Regions from separate parts of the Homo sapiens genome. Here all the other regions are linked to region 1. A link is an interaction called in ENCODE POLR2A ChIA-PET data of the cell type or tissue named here. Cell type or tissue: OCI-LY7. All regions are shown on one strand.

Region 1 (2,500 bases):
AGCCAAGAAACAGTTCTTTTTTTCCCATGAGTTTGTTCATTGTTGTACACTTCCTCTAATATATTGAGTTCTTTAGCAGTCTAAAATAATTTCATTTAACAAATACAATTAATATTGGCAGCTTTTCATCATTGGCTTTTATTTAATTTATATCTCTAAATTACTTAAAATTAAATAATGAAGAATAAACTCATATTTGGAATGGAGAGAAGTTCCTTGTGTTATTGGGTGGTGTTGTAAATATCAGTATTTGTATTCTATTTTTCAGCATCTAGTCCCCATGTGATCAAGAAGCAACTCCGTAAAATAAAAGCATTCAACATTGTCTTCAGTTTCTATCTCTCCTTAGTTTGTGTTTTTCTTCCTAGATCCCTATTGTGAACTGTGCTAGGTGGAGCTGCTTGGTTTATAATGTGCAGATGAAGTGTACGTTTGAATAAGTCATAGGTGGTGTCCTTATTCAACTTGGATGAAAAGGAAAGGAGAGAAAAATTCACAACTCAAGAGGATAAGCAGACTTATCTACTAGTGAGCCATTGAAAGTCATGTAGAGGACTTGAGAGAGCAGCCTAGGTAGGTCGTTTGTGTGCTGTATGTTCAGTGATTGCTTGAGGCCAGGGAGCTGGGGATAACTCCTTGTGCAGCCCAAGAACTCTGCACTCATCTTATACACCAGCTCTACTGAATCCAAGTTGACCTGCTCACATTTGTGTGCCATTTCTATCAGGAAGTCTCTTGAGAATGCCAATAGCTCAGATACCTGCTCGCCATTACCAGATCTACCCCTCAAAGCATAATGTCTGCTGGTGGGAGGATGAGTAGCTTCAGTGTTTTGTACAAAGGAGAGTATATTTATTTCTAATTTCAGAGTTTCTCTTGCTCCTGTCTAGACACTTCAGAGAAAAACAAATTCAGGTCACCAGTAAAGTTATGTTCTATAATAAGAGAAGACTTGTGCTAAATCACTTGTAAAGACATTAACTATCATCTGCCTGAAAAGTCTTCTCTCACCAAGCTTCTGCAGATCTTTTGAGGTACCAGAAATAGTGGTTAGTTCTCACATGCTGTTCTGCTTCAGCGAGCTTCATGTGGCCACCTGCAGAAATAGTTCTTGGTTTCTCTTCCTTGTCTAGATGCTGGTCAAGGCAGCGTTTAGAAAAACACAGATTTTCATATTCCCATTCACACGTGCAAAGTGAATTAGGGTACCAAAGAATTACCTAGATTATTCAATCTGTAAAATGCTTTGCCTCAATTGACTGAATATTTTATATCAACACTTTTTCCAGCTACATATTTATACTATAATAGGAACCTATTTTTACTATATATACTATTTATACTATAAAAGTAGGAGTTGCAGAATCATAAGAAATTTAGGGCCGGGTGCAGTGGCTCACACCTGTAATCCCAGCACTTTGGGAGGCCGAGATGAGCAGATCACGAGGTCAGCGGTTCGAGACTAGCCTGACCAACTTGGTGAAAACTCATCTTTACTAAAAATACAAAAATTAGCCAGGGGTGGTGGTATGTGCCTGAAATCCCAGCTACTTGGGAGGCTGAGGCAAGAGAATCACTTGAACCCGGGAGGTGGAGGTTGCAGTGAGCCGAGATTGTGCCACTGCACGCCAGCCTGGGCGACAGAGCAAGACTCCATCTCAAAAAAAAAAAAAAAAAAAAGAAATTTAGAAGACACAACCACAAGAGCTTTCTTTCATGTATTTATTAAGGAGACAGGGTCTTGCTCTGTCACCCAGTCTGGAGTACAGTGTCGTGATCCTAGCTCACTGCAGCCTCAAACTAAGCGATCCTCTGGCCTCAGTCTCCTGTGTAGCTGGGACTATAAGGTGCATGCCATGTTGGCTACTTTTTTTTTTTTTTTCCAGTAGAGATGGTTTTGGGGACAGGGGTCTCACCTTGTTGTCCAGACTGGTCTTGAACTGCTGGCTTCAAGCGATCCTCCTGCCTCGCCGCCTAAAATGCTGGGATTACAGGCATGAGCCACCGTGCCCAGCCTTGGACCTTCTAATTGTAAAGAAGCAAAAAGGCCCATATAATATACATAATATACACCATAATATATACATAATATACATCATCTCACTTTATATATCCACTGTATTAATTTTTCTGTTAAAAAAACTATGCTCGTTTAGTGTTTTATGTTGTTTTTTCAAAAAATAGTGATTTTGAATTGTGGGCCTAATTAGCGAAAATTGAAATGTATTAAAATAATATAAACATCTGTAAGGGATTTTGTATCAAATGGAGTCTGCTCTCAGTTCTTTTTTTTTAACTTTTATTATTTTATTTTTAATACAGACAGGGTCTCACTATGTTTTTCAGGCTGGTCTCGAACTCCTGAGCTCAAGCAATACTCCTGCCTAGGCATCCCAAGTGCTAGGATTACAGGCATGAGCCACCATGACCAGCCTCTACTCTCAGTTCATTTTCTAAGAAATTTGATGCAAGCCAGTATTGTTGCTGAACTTCATACCAG
Region 2 (2,500 bases), 710 kb before region 1:
CGAGGGTCTGGCTATGTTGCCCAGTTTGAGGCTTGCCTCAAACTTCTGGCCTCAAACAATCTGCCCACCTCTGCCTTGCAAATTGCTGGGATTATAGGTGTGAGCTATTGTGTCTGGTCAGAATTCTAAATTTGAGTCTGGCTCTCCAGTTGTCATGAAAGTATATTTGTTAAGTTAGGAGAATAGAACATATTTAATAGTTTGATAGCTGGATTTATGATTTTAAAATATTTAGACATTGGCAGGCAAACTTCCTTTTGAACACCTGCTCTGCCCTGCAAATTTAGGTGGGGGGGGTGGGGGAGACTGGGTACCTTGTCACCCTGGCATGAGGAATAAATGTAACAACAGATAAAAAATACTCAAAGCATGGCTTGGCACATATGGTATGTACTCGACGGCATTGAAAATAATGATGTTTATGATTCTCCTGAAATCTTAAAAAGGAAGCTGGCTGCCCTCCCTTCATCTTTCTCCATCTCTGTGGGCTGGAATGTGGATGTGGATGTAGCAGTGGTGAAATAACTCCTGGGGGGAATTTTATCTTAACCTTGACACTAAGAAAGGACAAGATGGCACAAGAAAAATAAACCAAGTGGGCTTTACTTATGATGCAAAACTCTTAAATAAAATACTACCAAATAGAATCCTACAGTCTATCTTTAAAAGGATAATATATTGTAACCAAACAGGGTTTATCAGAGGAATGCAAAGATGATTCAACTTTTAAAAATATATCAAATGTAACCTACTACATCAACAGCTAAAAAAAAATTCACTTCATATAAAAGTCATACTAGAAATAGATAGAAATGTCTCTAACTTATAAACAATATATCAGAAAACTATAACAAACACCATATTTGATAGTGAATTATTAGAAACACTAGGGTAACAATGGGGACTATTAACCAAATCAGTGACCATAGGAGAATGAGTGGGATGAGGAGGGAGAGAGGCCAGCCGAATGGAGAGTTCCAACACGTCTGCAACTCTGGAAAGAAGTAAGCTTGGTGGGAAAGAATCTGTGGGTGACCCATAGGCGAGAGTGGAAGGCAGGAATCAGATGAGATCAATTAGGGAGAGAGAGTAGGGTGAGAAGAGAACCAAGAAGAGAAGCCAGGAACACTATCTTAAAGGAGCCATGACACTGGGGAGCCAGAGACTGAGTCTGGAAGGGAGCAGACAGAGGAACAGAAGCAAAGGGAAACCTGGAGGGAAATGGCACTGAGGAGGAGGGTGTTCTTCACAGAGTCAAAGTAGAGGGCAAGGATTTAGGAGTCACGATTTGCTACTGAGAGGCTACTGTTAACCTTGGCCAAAGCTGTTTCTGTGGAGCAGGGAGAGCTAAGGGCCGTGTGGGTGGGTATTCAATGGTAAAATCAGAAGTAGAAGGAGAAAATGAGCACTTCCATCAGGAAGGGGAAGTGAGCTGTGTGTAGGCACCATGAGAAGGAGGTGAAGTTCCAGGGGAGTTTTATGAGGTTGTGGTGAAATCAGCATTTTTGTAAGTCTGAAGGGGAGCAAGCAGTGGAGAGCAGAGAGACTGACAAGAGACAGCAGAAAGCAGATGACTGATGGGGCAAGTTCCTGCTGAAGGTGGGAGGAAAGAGATGCTCATAAAAGTGAATTACTGTTTCACCGTGGAGAAAACATAAATGAAATCATTTACACTGCCATTCACTTATTAATTCAGTAAGTATTGATTAAGTTTCTACTATGTCCCAGGCACTGACCTGGTGCTGGAAATAAGATAGAAAAAATTCCCACCCTATATTATGTAAGTTCATTAACTTAAAACAAAAGGAAAACCAAATCCAGAAACAAACAAAAATTTGGCCCCTGTCAGGCCAGCGCTAAGGGAGGCATGGTCTTGGAGGAAGTGTGTGTGACTGCCAGGCACTGGAGTCCCTCAGCAGGAATGCTGCTCGTCTCAAAGGCAACACAAAGTGGCAGCTGGGACCAGGGATCCAGAATTTGAATACCCTCCCACCACATTCTATCAGAGAGTCCTTTAGGACTATGTTAATGTGAGAGAAAAAACTTTACTTCAATGGCAAGTTTTAACTATGAATGATTAGGAGAGTCTCCTTTCTCCTGAAACATTGCTCTTAGGGACAGAGTGGAAAAGACTCCTGGACATATGGGCCAGAACTACAATGCATGTTACAGAGAAGAGGTATACGCCATGTGTCATAACTAGAAAGGAGAAATGCAGGCTTGCTGTGCTTAATGCACTCAAAACCTCAATAAGGACAAATGGCAATAGGCAAAAAGATGATGACAAATACTCATCTCATTTACATCAGTAAACTTGATATCGAAACCTTCAACCCTCTGAATAGCAAGTCACTGGTTCTTTTCTTTCACTTCCCCCTCCGGCCCCTGCCCCTGCCCCAACCAATTTCATTCAGATATAGCTTAGCTGGACCAAATCTATCAAGTCATGCTTATCCTTAATCCTCATCAGAGTTCTTGAAGTCATCAACTAACCATATTG
Region 3 (2,500 bases), 1.0 Mb before region 1:
TAATTTCAAAGAGTTTACAACGTATGTGAGAAAATAAACACACATACAAACACACTCAAGCATGGACATGCATGCTCTAACTTTTTGTAATAAGAGGCATAGGCTTCTTTAATATAGTCCATAGGTTTACGAAAAAAAAAAAAAAGAGACATAGGCAGTACGTGATAAAGGAGTTTAAGCAGGCCGGGCACAGTGGTTCATAGCTGTAATCTCATTGCACTCCAGCCTAGGCAACAAGAGCAAAATTCTATCTCAAAAAAAAAAAAAAAAAAAAAGGAGTTTAAGTAGAGGGGTCTGGTGGGCTTTTTTTTCACGTTAGTGTGACCTGGGAAGGCTTCTTGGAGGAAGATTTAAGCTGCACTGTGCATAATAAGCATACATAATAAAAGAGCAGAAGGGCACTTTTAAGGCAGAGGAAACAGCATAAATAAACTACAGCAGAAATTGACTTAGCATATCTGCTGGGACATTGAGCGGCTTGATTTGGCTTGACCAAAGGTATAAAAGAGAGCAATGGAAACAGCTCAAGGAGGAAATGGTTGATGACTATAATGTCAGTATAAGGAGTTTGAACTCATACATTATGGGTTATTGAAGAAAAAGGATTAGGAAATTAGTAGTGGTTTATTGAATAGATTATAACAGATAAAATCTGGAGAGAAAGGGAGAAGTCAAGAAACTATTACATACCAAAATTATCAAAAAAGGATTTTTTTAAAAAAATAACTATTACCGTATTCCTCTCTTATCTCCTTATGTGCAGTGGACACGTTCAAGATCCCCCGGTGGGTGCCTAAAACCATGGACAGTACTGAATCCTACATATTCTACATATACCGTGTTTTTCCTATATATACATACCTATGATAAAGTTTAATTTATAAATCAGACACAGTAAGACAGTAATAATAATAACTGATAATAAAATAGAAAAATTATAATAATATACTGTAATAAAGGTTTTGTGAATGTGGTCTCTCTCTCAAAATATCTTACTGTACTGTGCTCACCTATTTTCAGACTACAGTAGATCATGGCTAACTGAGACCACAGATAAGAAGGGGAGAGTACTGTATAGTATTTGAGACACAAAGCAACAGGCTCCTGACTGAGGTAATTAATAGTAGAAAAAGAAAAAAAGCAACAAAAGTACCATAGGCAGTATATGATTAATATAATAGTAATTGAATGGCTCTGAGGAGAAGGCTAAAAACACTGTGAAGTTGCTGAATAGATGGATTAACAGGCAACAGGAAAGAGGAGAAGAAATAATTTTTCAAGCTAGAATTCTAAATTTTTTTTCTAGAAACAGACTATTAGACTAGTAAATTATATTTTTTAATTTTCTTCAAAGACAGGGTTGGCTGGGTGCAGTGGCTCACACCTGTAATCCCATCTCAAATAATAATAATAATAATAAAATAAAGACAGGGTCTCACTTTTTTGCCCAGGATGGTCTTAAACTCCTGGGCTGAAGCAATCCTCCTGTCTCAGTCTCCCAGAATGCTAGGATTACAGGTGTGAGCCACCACACCCAGCTAGACTAGTAAATTAAGCATAAGGCTTTAAACCTCCAATTTTAAAAAGGCATGCTTATGGAATTATCAGTTTTATATATTTTATATTTGAAGCAATTCTAAATTCATCTATGAACAATACTAAAGACACCTAGTTCTATGGGGACCATCTGTACCAATTTGCCTGAGGTGACACCCAATTCACCTCTAGTGATTCAAGGCAATTATTAATAACACCATTTTCATTCTCAAATACATCCTGGTTGAACAACTATACGTGTAGTCTAAGTCTTAATGCAATTATTTGACTAAAATAGGTCTTTCCTTGATTTTAAAAATAATTCAGCCAGGTGCAGTGACTCATGCCTGTAATCCCAACATTTTGGGAGTCCAAAGCAGAAGGATCACTGGAGCCCAGGAGTTCAAGACCATACTGGGCAATGCATTGAGACTTTGTCTACTAAAAATCAAAATAATTAGTTGGCTGTGGTGGTGAATGCCTGTAGTCCCAGCTACTTGGGAGGCTGAGGAAGGAGGACCACTTGAGCCCAGGAGGTCAAGACTGCAGTGAGCCAAGATCATGCCACCACACTCCAGCCTGGGCAACAGAGCAAGAACTTGTCTCAAAAATAATAATAAATAAAATAAAAAATTAGGCCAGGTGCAGTGGCTCATGCCTGTAATCCCAGCACTTTGGGAGACTGAGGCAGGTGGATCACGAGGTCAAGAGATCAAGACCATCCTGGCCAACACAGCGAAACCCCGTCTCTATTAAAAATACAAAAATTAGCTGGGCATGGTGGCGCGTGCCTGCCCAGTTACTTGGGAGGCTGAGGCAGGAGAATCGCTTGAACCCGGGAGGCGGAGGTTGCAGTGAGCTGAGATTGCACCACTGCACTCCAGCCTGGTGACAGAGTGAGACGCCGTCTCAAAAAAAATAAAAATAAAAAATTAATAATTCAATATCACAACCAGGACAGAAG

What was found. ChIA-PET counts read pairs that join two places held together with the same protein. Peaks named below come from ENCODE experiments on the same cell type or tissue, not always from the same donor. Only the 100,000 strongest peaks of a DNase experiment are listed, where the experiment ranks them.
Region 2: POLR2A ChIA-PET joins it to region 1 with 6 read pairs; 2 of 35 experiments call an interaction of 5 or more read pairs at or near these places.
Region 3: POLR2A ChIA-PET joins it to region 1 with 5 read pairs; 3 of 35 experiments call an interaction of 5 or more read pairs at or near these places.

The regions. Positions count from the first base shown.
Region 1 is chr1:101,247,000-101,249,499 of GRCh38, forward strand. No RefSeq gene overlaps it. Among named protein-coding and RNA genes, the nearest start is that of S1PR1, 11 kb to the left of the region's middle. RefSeq lists an enhancer at 772-991. In OCI-LY7, no CTCF peak of the experiment used is centred here; a DNase peak (open chromatin) is centred at 1,092; H3K4me3 peaks cover 803 bases; H3K27ac peaks cover 1,955 bases.
Region 2 is chr1:100,533,962-100,536,461 of GRCh38, forward strand. No RefSeq gene overlaps it. Among named protein-coding and RNA genes, the nearest start is that of GPR88, 2.9 kb to the right of the region's middle. In OCI-LY7, no CTCF peak of the experiment used is centred here; no DNase peak of the experiment used is centred here.
Region 3 is chr1:100,243,810-100,246,309 of GRCh38, forward strand. The region is part of intron 1 of DBT (dihydrolipoamide branched chain transacylase E2); the gene reads right to left. Among named protein-coding and RNA genes, the nearest start is that of DBT, 4.8 kb to the right of the region's middle. In OCI-LY7, no CTCF peak of the experiment used is centred here; no DNase peak of the experiment used is centred here.